Linked DNA regions of Homo sapiens: region 2 is linked to region 1. A link is a contact called in ENCODE Hi-C or POLR2A ChIA-PET data. All regions are on one chromosome and are shown on one strand. Each heading gives the region's core, a stretch centred on a gene start or an enhancer-like site at or near the end of the contact. The rest is flanking DNA. Distances are from core to core; before and after follow the strand shown.

Region 1 (4,808 bases), core at 881-3,380:
CTAGAAGCTACCTGTGATTCATCCCTCTCCATTCACTGAATTCCAGAATTTACCAGCTCATTCATTCCACAAATAAAATCATGTGTGCAAATAAAATCATCTTATTTTAGAATGTTGTTTCTTAAAAACTTTCACACTCTATGAGAGGAGATATGTAGCCTTGTGGATGCTTTCTCCAAAATTGGAGGGTGGAGGGCAGAGGGGAACACATGATATGGGACAGATTTGAAAAGGAATGCCCTAAAATATTAACAGGGGTCATTTCTACATGGTACATGGTAGAAATGAGTAAGTTCCATCTGCTCCATATTTTCCTGTAACTTTGTATGTTTTCTATATTTTTATCATCAAGAAAAAAATACATTCCAAAAAGTGGTCCCATCTGGACTCACATCTCAATTCCTATTCAAGCATCCTAGTTCAACTCTCTTTAAATCCTCCTGTCTGTCCTCTAAATTGACCTTTGCAAAGGTCATTGTCCAATACACTATACACACAATTGCCTGAATAATACTCCTGAAGAGTTTTCACTAGGTTACACTTCTAGTCAACAATCTTTAATAGTTTCCTATTGACTATAATCATAAGAGTTGCCTACTCTGCCAGCTTTTAGGCACTTATCTAGCCCCAATTCTACCAATATAATAGATTTTCATGGTATCTAGAATCAAACTGCTCAAGTAATATTTCCATCATTTGCCAGCTGTGTCATCCTACAAAAGTAATTTAACCTCCAGATACCTTGGCTAAGCATTTGTAAAAAGAGGGCCAATAATACCTCATAAAGTTGTTATAAACATCAAGTGTGTAATGAAGGGACTGGTACATAATAGAAGCTCAATAAACAATAGTGTTATTACTCCTTTATAATCCTACACACAATCTCAGCTCAAGGCTGGTTTGCCCACTACCACAAATACACCTGACTTTATGTGCTTGGCTCACAGTGTTTCCCACGCCCTGAATAACCTCTGCCAATCCTCCACTTCTTCAAGCTCCACCAGCTCTCTGAAGCATGCACAGGCCAGACTTCCCCCACTTCTCATATTCTTTCCAGGGGTGTCCAATCTTTTGGCTTCCCTGGGCCACATTGGAAGAATTGTCCTGACCACACATAAAATACACTAACAAGAGCTGATGAGCTAAAAAAAAACGAAACAAACAAAAAACCAAACACACACACACACACACACACACACACACACAAACCCTCATAATGGTTTAAGAAAGTTTACAAATTTGTGTTGGGCTGTATTCAAAGCCATCCTGGGCCGCATGAACCGCAGGTTGGACAAGCTTGCTCTACACCTCACGGCTCTTGTGGCAGGTGAATTAATACTCAACTCATCTCAAAACTTGTAGACTTTGAAATTCTCTGTCTCAGCCTCTACTAGACTATTAGCAGTCTGAGGATAGTCATTGTGCCTTATACTTTTATCCCTTGATACATTAATTCCTTGTATAGAATAGATCCACAACATAAAATTATTGTTTTGCATATTTTAGTATTTCCTTTCCAACTAGACTGCAATCTTCCTGTCAGGGCTAACTTATGTCTTCTTTGTAATCCTAAAAATACATAGTATAATGCTACTGGCCCACTCTCCATTCAGAAAAATAGCACTTTAGTTAATAAATCTCACATAAAAAAATGAGAGAAAATAGCAAGTTTCTACTGTTAAAGTTAATGTACACATAAAAAAAAAATCTGAAAAAACAAACAAGGACTGATGATAGATATTGGTGGAATTATCTTTTTCCTGGAATAACAGTTATACTCTCATAATCACCTTACCATTTGAAACATCTACTAGTGGAACACAGCAGACTTACCAGATCAGACTACTACTCTGCTCAAAACTCTCCAAGGACTTTCTATCTCACCCAAGTAAAAGTGAAAGTATTTACAATGGCCAGGCCCCTTGCTCTCTCTGCAGTTCCTTGAATACAGTAAGAAACAAATTAGCTCAGCTAGAGCTTTTACACTTGCTTTTCCCTCTCTTGAAATGTTCTCTCCCGAATATCTACAGGGCTCACTCTCCCATGCTCTTCAGGCAACCTCTAGGAGAAAGCCCTTTCCTTATCATCTGCTACGGTCTGAATGTTGGCATCCCCCTAAAATTTTATGTTAAAACCTAGTACCCAAAACAACGGTATTAAGCGGTAGGGCCTTTGGGGAAGTGAGGAAGTCAAGATGGCTCTGCTCTCATGAATGGGATTAGTGCCCTTATAAAAGAGGTTGAAGGGAGCAATCTTACCCCCTCTACCATGTGAGGACACAGCAAGAGGCACCATCTATGAAGCAGACAGTATGCCTTTACCAGGCACTGAATCTACTGGTCACTTGAACTTCCCAGCCTCCAGAACTATGAGAAAGAAATCTGTTATGTATAAGCTACCCAGTCTAAGGTATTTTGTTATATTAGCCCGAATGTACTAAGACACTAAGAGCACTAAGCTCACCCCACATTCCAACCCTTTCACCAACTCTTTCTTCATAGCGCTTATTACCACCAATGAATTATATATCTGTTTGTTGTCTCTTTCTAAACACCGGCCTGTAGGCTACATGAGTGCAGGAACTTTGCTTTGCTCACTGCTACAGCCCCAGTCCCCAGTACAGACAACAGGGCCCAATAGTCAATAAAGATTTGTTGTATGAAGAAATGAATCTAAGTTGAATTGACTCTAGAACATTCTATCTTCAGTTTTATTTAATATCATCCATTTTATATCTTTGCTTCCTCATTTCCTCTTTCATACATTTGGAATAATATCTAAACCTTGCAGGAGATGTAAGGATTAAGAGACAGAGTGTGTGTAACTTAGAATAGCATCTAGCACATAGAATTGTTCTCTGTTACCTATTGTTATTAATTTCAGCCACTTAGTTCCAATTATATTCTTAGATATAAATGTATGATTCCTATTTGTTATGCCCTAAGCAACGATTTTTGTAGGCAAATGGTAAAGATAACTAATATCTTCTCTAACCAAAAGTTACCTTAGGCAAAAAGCTACAAAGTATAGAGTGTTTCCTAATAATGATAAAACTACTAATACAACTGCAAGTTAGAATTGTTATACACTATTATTATAAGTGAAAGCGTTTGGTTTATATATACCTGATCTGAAGCCTGTAAGAGCTCTACCAAACCCAAACTAGGTTGCTGTTTTGACTTTAGCTGGACACTTCAAAAATATGTAGATATACCTATTTTATCGTTCACAGGCTCCTTTCTATTGCAATGGATTTGTTCATCAGACTACAAGCTTTTTTTTTTCTTTTGAGATGGAGTCTCACTCTGTCACCAGACTGGAGGTGCAGTGGCGCGATCTCGGCTCACTGCAACCTCCGCCTCGCCGGTTCAAGCAATTCTCTTGCCTCAGCCGCCTGAGTAACTGGGATTACAGGTGCCCACCACCACGCCCGGCTAATTTTTTTGTATTTTTAGTAGATTCGGGGTTTCACTGTGTTAGCCAGGATGGTCTCGATCTCCTGACCTCATGATCCGCCCGCCTCGGCCTCCCACAGTGCTGGGATTACAGGCGTGAGCCCCCACGCCTGGCCAGACTACAAGCTTTAAGTGTAAATCCATGACAATATGTTTTAGGACAGAGTTTTGACCATTTATCAAAAAAACACACTAAAACTTAAAAGAAAAAAATTAGTATTATCGTAAGTCAAATATTAATGCTTTATCAGAAAGCTAAATGTAAGTTAAAACTACTTGGCCTCCAAATCTGGCATACTATTAATAATTCAATTAAGCACTTTTTTTTTCCTTTCTCTTTTTTTGAGAGAGTCTCGCTGTCATCCAGACTGGAGTGCAACGGCACTATCAGAGTTCACAAAGCCTCTATCTCCTAGGCTCAATCAATCCTCCCTATGAGCCTCCCAAGTAGCTACGACTACAGGTGTGCACCACCCAAGTAGCTACGACTACAGGTGTGCACCACCACAGCCAGCTAATTTTTGTTTTGGTTGTTGTTGCTATTTTGTAGAGACAGTGTCTTGCTATGTTGCCCAGGCCAGTCTTAAACTCCTGGCCTCAAATTATCCTCCTGCCTCAGCCTCCCAAACTGTTAAGCATTATTTTGTAATACTCCTAAAATTTAGATTTTTATTATAGTCTCCATTTTTTAAATACTCCATTCTAGAGAACTACCCACCCAAACGATCTAGACTGTGTTTATCATGTAGTTAATCAAAAGGTATTAGTGCATGTATCCATACAACAAGGAAATATTTATTATATTGAGGCACAGACATGAGAAAACAATCAATGGAATTTCTAATGGTAAATAAGCCAAGACTAGCAGCTAAATGCTAGGCCCACCAGGCATGAGTAAGCTGAGTATATTCCATGTATAGTACAAGTTTCCAATAATTTGAAGCAATAGGTTTGTTTCATAACACATCACTTACAGCTTCTAAGCACTGTAATACTTAGCAAGTATTTATTTAGCATTTATAAATGCTATTTCTGATTAGTCACTTTTGGCCAAGAGTATGTGTTCTGGGATGAGAAAAACAATAAACGCCTAAAAGCTCCTGTTCATCACTGTTCTTCAGCTCCCACGAAACTTTTAAGTGTGTAGGAGATTTAGTCCTCATATCGATACCAGGGAATACTGAATTAAAACCTAGAAGCGGCCAGGCGAGGTGGTTCATGCCTGTAATCCCAGCACTTTGGGAGGCCAAGGTGGGTGGATCTGAGGTCAGGAGTTTGAGATCAGCCTGGCCAACATGGTGAAACTCTGTCTCTACTAAAAATTTAAAAATTAGCTGGGCGTGATGGTGGGCG
Region 2 (4,808 bases), core at 1,722-4,221, 37 kb before region 1:
GCCAAATAAAAGGGTTATTACTTACAAAGGAAGGGCAATTAAGACTTTTCAACAGCAATACTAGCAGTCAAAGTACTGGAATAATGTCTTCAATATCATGAGAAAACAGAATTCTACACACAGAGAAACTACCTTTCAAGAATGAAGATGAAATAAAGACATCTTTAAACAAAGAAAAAAGTGTCTGTTTCACCAAAGGATCTTCACTAAAGGAAATTCTAAAGAACGTACCTCAGGTAAAAAAAAAAATTATCATAGAAGAAAGGTCTCAGATCCAAAAAGGAACAATAAGCCAAGAAAACAGTAATTAGGTAAATAAATTTAAACAAAGGTTTACTACCTAAAACAGTAATTTGTCTAAAATTCTGTATGTGTGCATAAGAAGAATATGCCAAAACTAAGATAACAGACAACACTGTTACAGGTTGGGAGGAGGACAACCAGAGCATGCTAAGTTACTACATTATTCAGGAATAGGTTAAAGATACTGATTAATTGGACTTTCCTAAGAAAAGCATGTTAAAATAGCCAGAGCAACCACTAAAAGAATAAATAATATATTAATTATAAACAAGTATACATGCATGCAAGGTATGGAGAGGAGATGGAATGAGACAAATATATATGTCCAACTCAACACAAAAGACTGGCAAGAATGAGAGGAAGAATTGGATAAATAGAAAAACCACAGAAGGGGACAGAAATACACGTAAATCAGAGCTGGGCACGGTGGCTTACATCTGTAATTCCAACACTTTGGGAGGCTGAGGCAGTAGGAACACTTGAGTCCAGGAATTCAAGACCAACTTAAGCAACATAGTGGGATAACATCTCTAAAAAATTAAAAAATCAGCCCAGCACAGTAGCGCATGCCTGTGGTCCCAGCTACTTGAGAGGCTGAGGTGGGAGGATCGTTGAGTCCAGCAGATCGAGGCTAAAGGATCGTGCCACTGCACTCCAGCCTGGGCAACAGAGTGAGATCTTGTCTCAAAAAAGAAAAAAAAAAATTAAAAAAAAAAAAACTAAATCTATCGGTAACACAATTGACTAAAGTTCTCCAGTTAAAAAATAAAGATTGTCATTCAGAACAAAAATAAAACTCAACCTTATTCTATTTACAAAACTCCAATCAAAATACATGAAAAACTAAAGAATGAAAATACTGGCCGGGTGCGGGGACTCACGCCTGTAATCCCAGCACTTTGGGAGGCTGAGGCGGGCGATCACCTGAGGTCAGGAATTCGAGACTGGCCTGGCCAAAATGGGAAACCCCATCTCTACTTAAAAAACAGAAATTAGCCAGGCATGGTGGTGCACACACGTAATCCCAGCTACTCAGAAGGTTGAGGCACGAGAATTCCTTGAACCCAGGAGATGGAGGTTGCAGTGAGCTGAGATCATGCCACTACACTCCAGCCTGGGTAACAGAGTAAGACTTCGTCTCCAAAAAAAAAAAAAAAAAAAAAAAAAAAAAAAAAAAAAAAAGAATGAAAATACTACAGTAACCAAAAGAAAACTATACTAGCTATATTAATCCAAGAAAACAGCAATAACAACAATTAAAAAAAAACTGTAAGGCTAAAAGTGTGTTCAGATAGAGGGCCCTTTCATAATGATAAAAATTCAATTCAACAAACAGATAAAACAATTCTAATTCTAAATTGTTTAATTATTTTGGCTTATTATTAATGTACTTAATAGCATACATTCAAAATAAATAAAGCAAAAATTAACACATCTATAAGGAGAAACTGACAAACCCATAGCCATGGTGAGAGACATTAATTACCATGTCTTTCTTACTAGAGAAACTCATAAATCAGTCCCCAAATAAAACTAAACCCGAATCCAAAACAAAACCAAGACAGAGAAGATATGAAGAGAACAATTAACAAGTTCTTAGACATAAATATAACACTGTACTTAATAACCGAAAAAGCTGCATTCTTTCTAAATACACATGGAACATTTATAAAAATTAGCCATATTCTAGGTGGGAGGATTGCTTGAGCCCAAGAGGTCAAATTATTTGAATCCTTTCATTTCCCTCCATATTTTATAAATTAATCACTTAACAGCAATCATTTCAAAGCAAAGAGACTATCTGATTATGAAAAATAATATGATGCTCATGTAATACAGGGCTGCCACTGTTCAAGCTACTTCACATCTTAAATACATCACATTTACGCCCTCATTTAAGATCAACACATCACTGTAGGGATTAACAAAAAAGGATAAAAAACAAAAATAACACATTTCATTTAAGTATCTACATCAACGCCTGTATCTAGATCTCATTTCAAGTATTAGTAATGGTGCCCACAGTAAAATCTTAACAGCATCTCAGGTAAATGGGATGTTAGTTTGACCATTCTCACTGTCCTTGAATCATTATTTTTACCAAATTGGCTACTTATTTGTCAGATACGCCCAGAACCTATCTTTGGATGCCTTGAGGAAAAAACACTCAGTTTTTTAAAAAGAAGAAATGGAACAAGTAGACAACACATTTTTAGGAATTTCCAAATCATTCTGAAATTACAGTGCCAAAGAAATACACAATTACAAGGAACACATCATTTACTTGGGACTATTAATACTGTATATATGACTGAAAAGGATCAACTGGAAAGATGACATTTATTCCAAGATAAATAATTTAAAAAACAATAAAAATATGTATCTATCAAGCAAAATAAATTCATTGCCATTTCATCTACCATCAAAGCACCGTCCCCAACTTTAACCCCAAACACACACATACATACAAGGCAGACCTTTTTCATCTAAACTGTAAGCCTGTGGCTTACATGAAAACAAAATGCTTTTAACCACACACAAGCTCCAGCGCTCAGACTTGTAGTTTCTACATGCTGCCCACACAGCACTTTGTGAGCATGTGATTAGGAGGAATGATGCATAATCACACCACATTCCTTCCCTCAGCTCACACATCGAGAACTTGCCCTCTCAGCTGCATTCTTCTCCAAACAGCCATGGTCACCTTAGCAACCCTGTACTCCTAATATGGACAGCTGGTCCATTTAAAGTCAGTACTTCTTGGCAGGGAAAATGCTTGTTCTTCAAATTGGGGGAGAGAGGAGAGGTTTTCCTTTCAGTACACATTACAGGGGTTGATTTAACTTGATCAGCACTTTTGTTACGTGGCAGCAATTTGTGTTGAGTTTCAACCTATTCTGAATTTTGTTTTTTTGTTTTTTAATCTAAAAGCACGTAGCTGAAAAAATAAAATCAAGCCAGCTAATAAGGAACTCTAAGAGTGGAACATGAAACAAAAAGGTACCTAAAATAACTGTTCTTTTATAAACTATAAAACAATCCACATTTTTGTGTATTACGTTCAACCTCAGTTAAAATGAACTGTAACACCTGAAGCCCTAATACACAATAAGACATCAGGGTCAGAAGACCCACGTCTTTTTAATGTCATAGTGTATTTTTGAACAACAAAAAGACTGCTAAACTTCAAAGACCCATAACTCCAAGTAGACTATCAATCTGCATTTCCATATTCCACCACCTACATGTGAAATCTCTCTCAGTCTTTCCACAGGCTTAAATGTAAGCTAGGTGTAAGCCAAGTGGTTACTATTACATATCTGAAGACCCTTCAGACCTAAAATGACCTAGAATAGCACTGGATTCCTCAAAAACAATCTAAATCTCTGCCTCTAACAATAAAGCAGTGTCTGAACCAAATTAAGCCTTTTGGGACGGAAGATACTGGTTTATAATCCAGTATACCTGATTTTCACACTACAAACAAATAATTTGGCGGGGAGGGGATTACTATATTCTGAAAAACACAAGATCAAATTGCTCATTTCATCACCCCGATGAAATTCTAATTTCCCACCCATCAAAACTAGACACATAACCTTTAAGTAAACAGGCATGCTCAAAACTAGAAATATGGCCAGGCGTGGTGGCTCACACCTGTAATCCCAACACTTTGGGAGGCCAAGGCAGGCGGATCACCTGAGGTCGGGAGTTCGAGACCAGCCTGACCAACATGGAGAAACCCCGTCTCTACTAAAAATACAAAACTAGCCAGGCACAGTGGTGCGTGCCGGTAATCCCAGCTACTCAGGAGGCTGAGGCAGGAAAATCACTTGAACCCAGGAGGCGGAGGCTGTGGTGAGCCAAGATCGCGCCATTGCACTCCAGCCTGGGCAACAAGAGCAAAACACCATCTCAAAAAAAAAAAACCTAGACAACTTAAATTTATGGCATTCATTCTAAATTGGAAATACTTCTGAAATACTTTTCTATATAACAGAGGTGGACCTTCCACATTAATAAATGTTCCTTTGACTATGGCCTACAGTATTCACTGCTTATATTTTTGTCTGTATATGTGTGTTTTTTAAACTTCTCAGGCTATGAGGTTCTTCCTGGTTAGAAACAACTTCTTTCAAGTTAAGACTATCCTAGTTGTTATACCTTTTATATACAGGAAAGTATCAGCTGATAGGGTGGCAGTATAAGATTAGTAAAAGAACCTAAAGCCAATCCTACTACTGGTTTCCTCATTTGTAAAATGAGAATACTATCTATTCTATTTATGCAGTGTGGTAACACATCAAAGTAAGAATAAGAAAATTACTATGCCATACAAAAGACTCAAAATTAAAGAAACTGGAGAAAGGAACTATGTTACCTGATGTATAATTCTCTTAGTTTTTAAAAAGGATGGCGGGATTATTCAACAATGAATAGAATAACAAGTCAATATCAACTTCAGTACTTTCTGGTCTTCCCACCAAAGATCTTATAAATACTTA

What was found. A loop is a pair of places that touch in the nucleus more often than their neighbours do. ChIA-PET counts read pairs that join two places held with the same protein, here RNA polymerase II (POLR2A). Pooled maps may share reads with other maps.
Region 2: a map of PC-3 shows a loop between it and region 1 (1.8-fold over the local background). The contact joins two enhancer-like sites. A Hi-C loop is called at or near these places in 3 of 168 maps with a recorded cell type or tissue (PC-3, endothelial cell of umbilical vein and sigmoid colon) and 4 of 50 pooled maps. POLR2A ChIA-PET finds 5 or more read pairs at or near these places in 9 of 52 experiments (BJ, CD4-positive, alpha-beta T cell, MCF 10A and 6 more).

The regions. Positions count from the first base shown.
Region 1 is chr12:69,494,918-69,499,725 of GRCh38, reverse strand. The region is part of intron 1 of FRS2 (fibroblast growth factor receptor substrate 2); the gene reads right to left. Among named protein-coding and RNA genes, the nearest start is that of SNORA113, 18 kb to the left of the region's middle. RefSeq lists an enhancer at 1,799-1,968. Within about 2 kb of position 2,130, at least 3 of the 41 ENCODE cell types and tissues checked have a DNase peak (open chromatin) inside an H3K27ac peak, as active enhancers do.
Region 2 is chr12:69,532,779-69,537,586 of GRCh38, reverse strand. The region is part of intron 3 of FRS2 (fibroblast growth factor receptor substrate 2); the gene reads right to left. Among named protein-coding and RNA genes, the nearest start is that of SNORA113, 20 kb to the right of the region's middle. Within about 2 kb of position 2,971, at least 18 of the 41 ENCODE cell types and tissues checked have a DNase peak (open chromatin) inside an H3K27ac peak, as active enhancers do.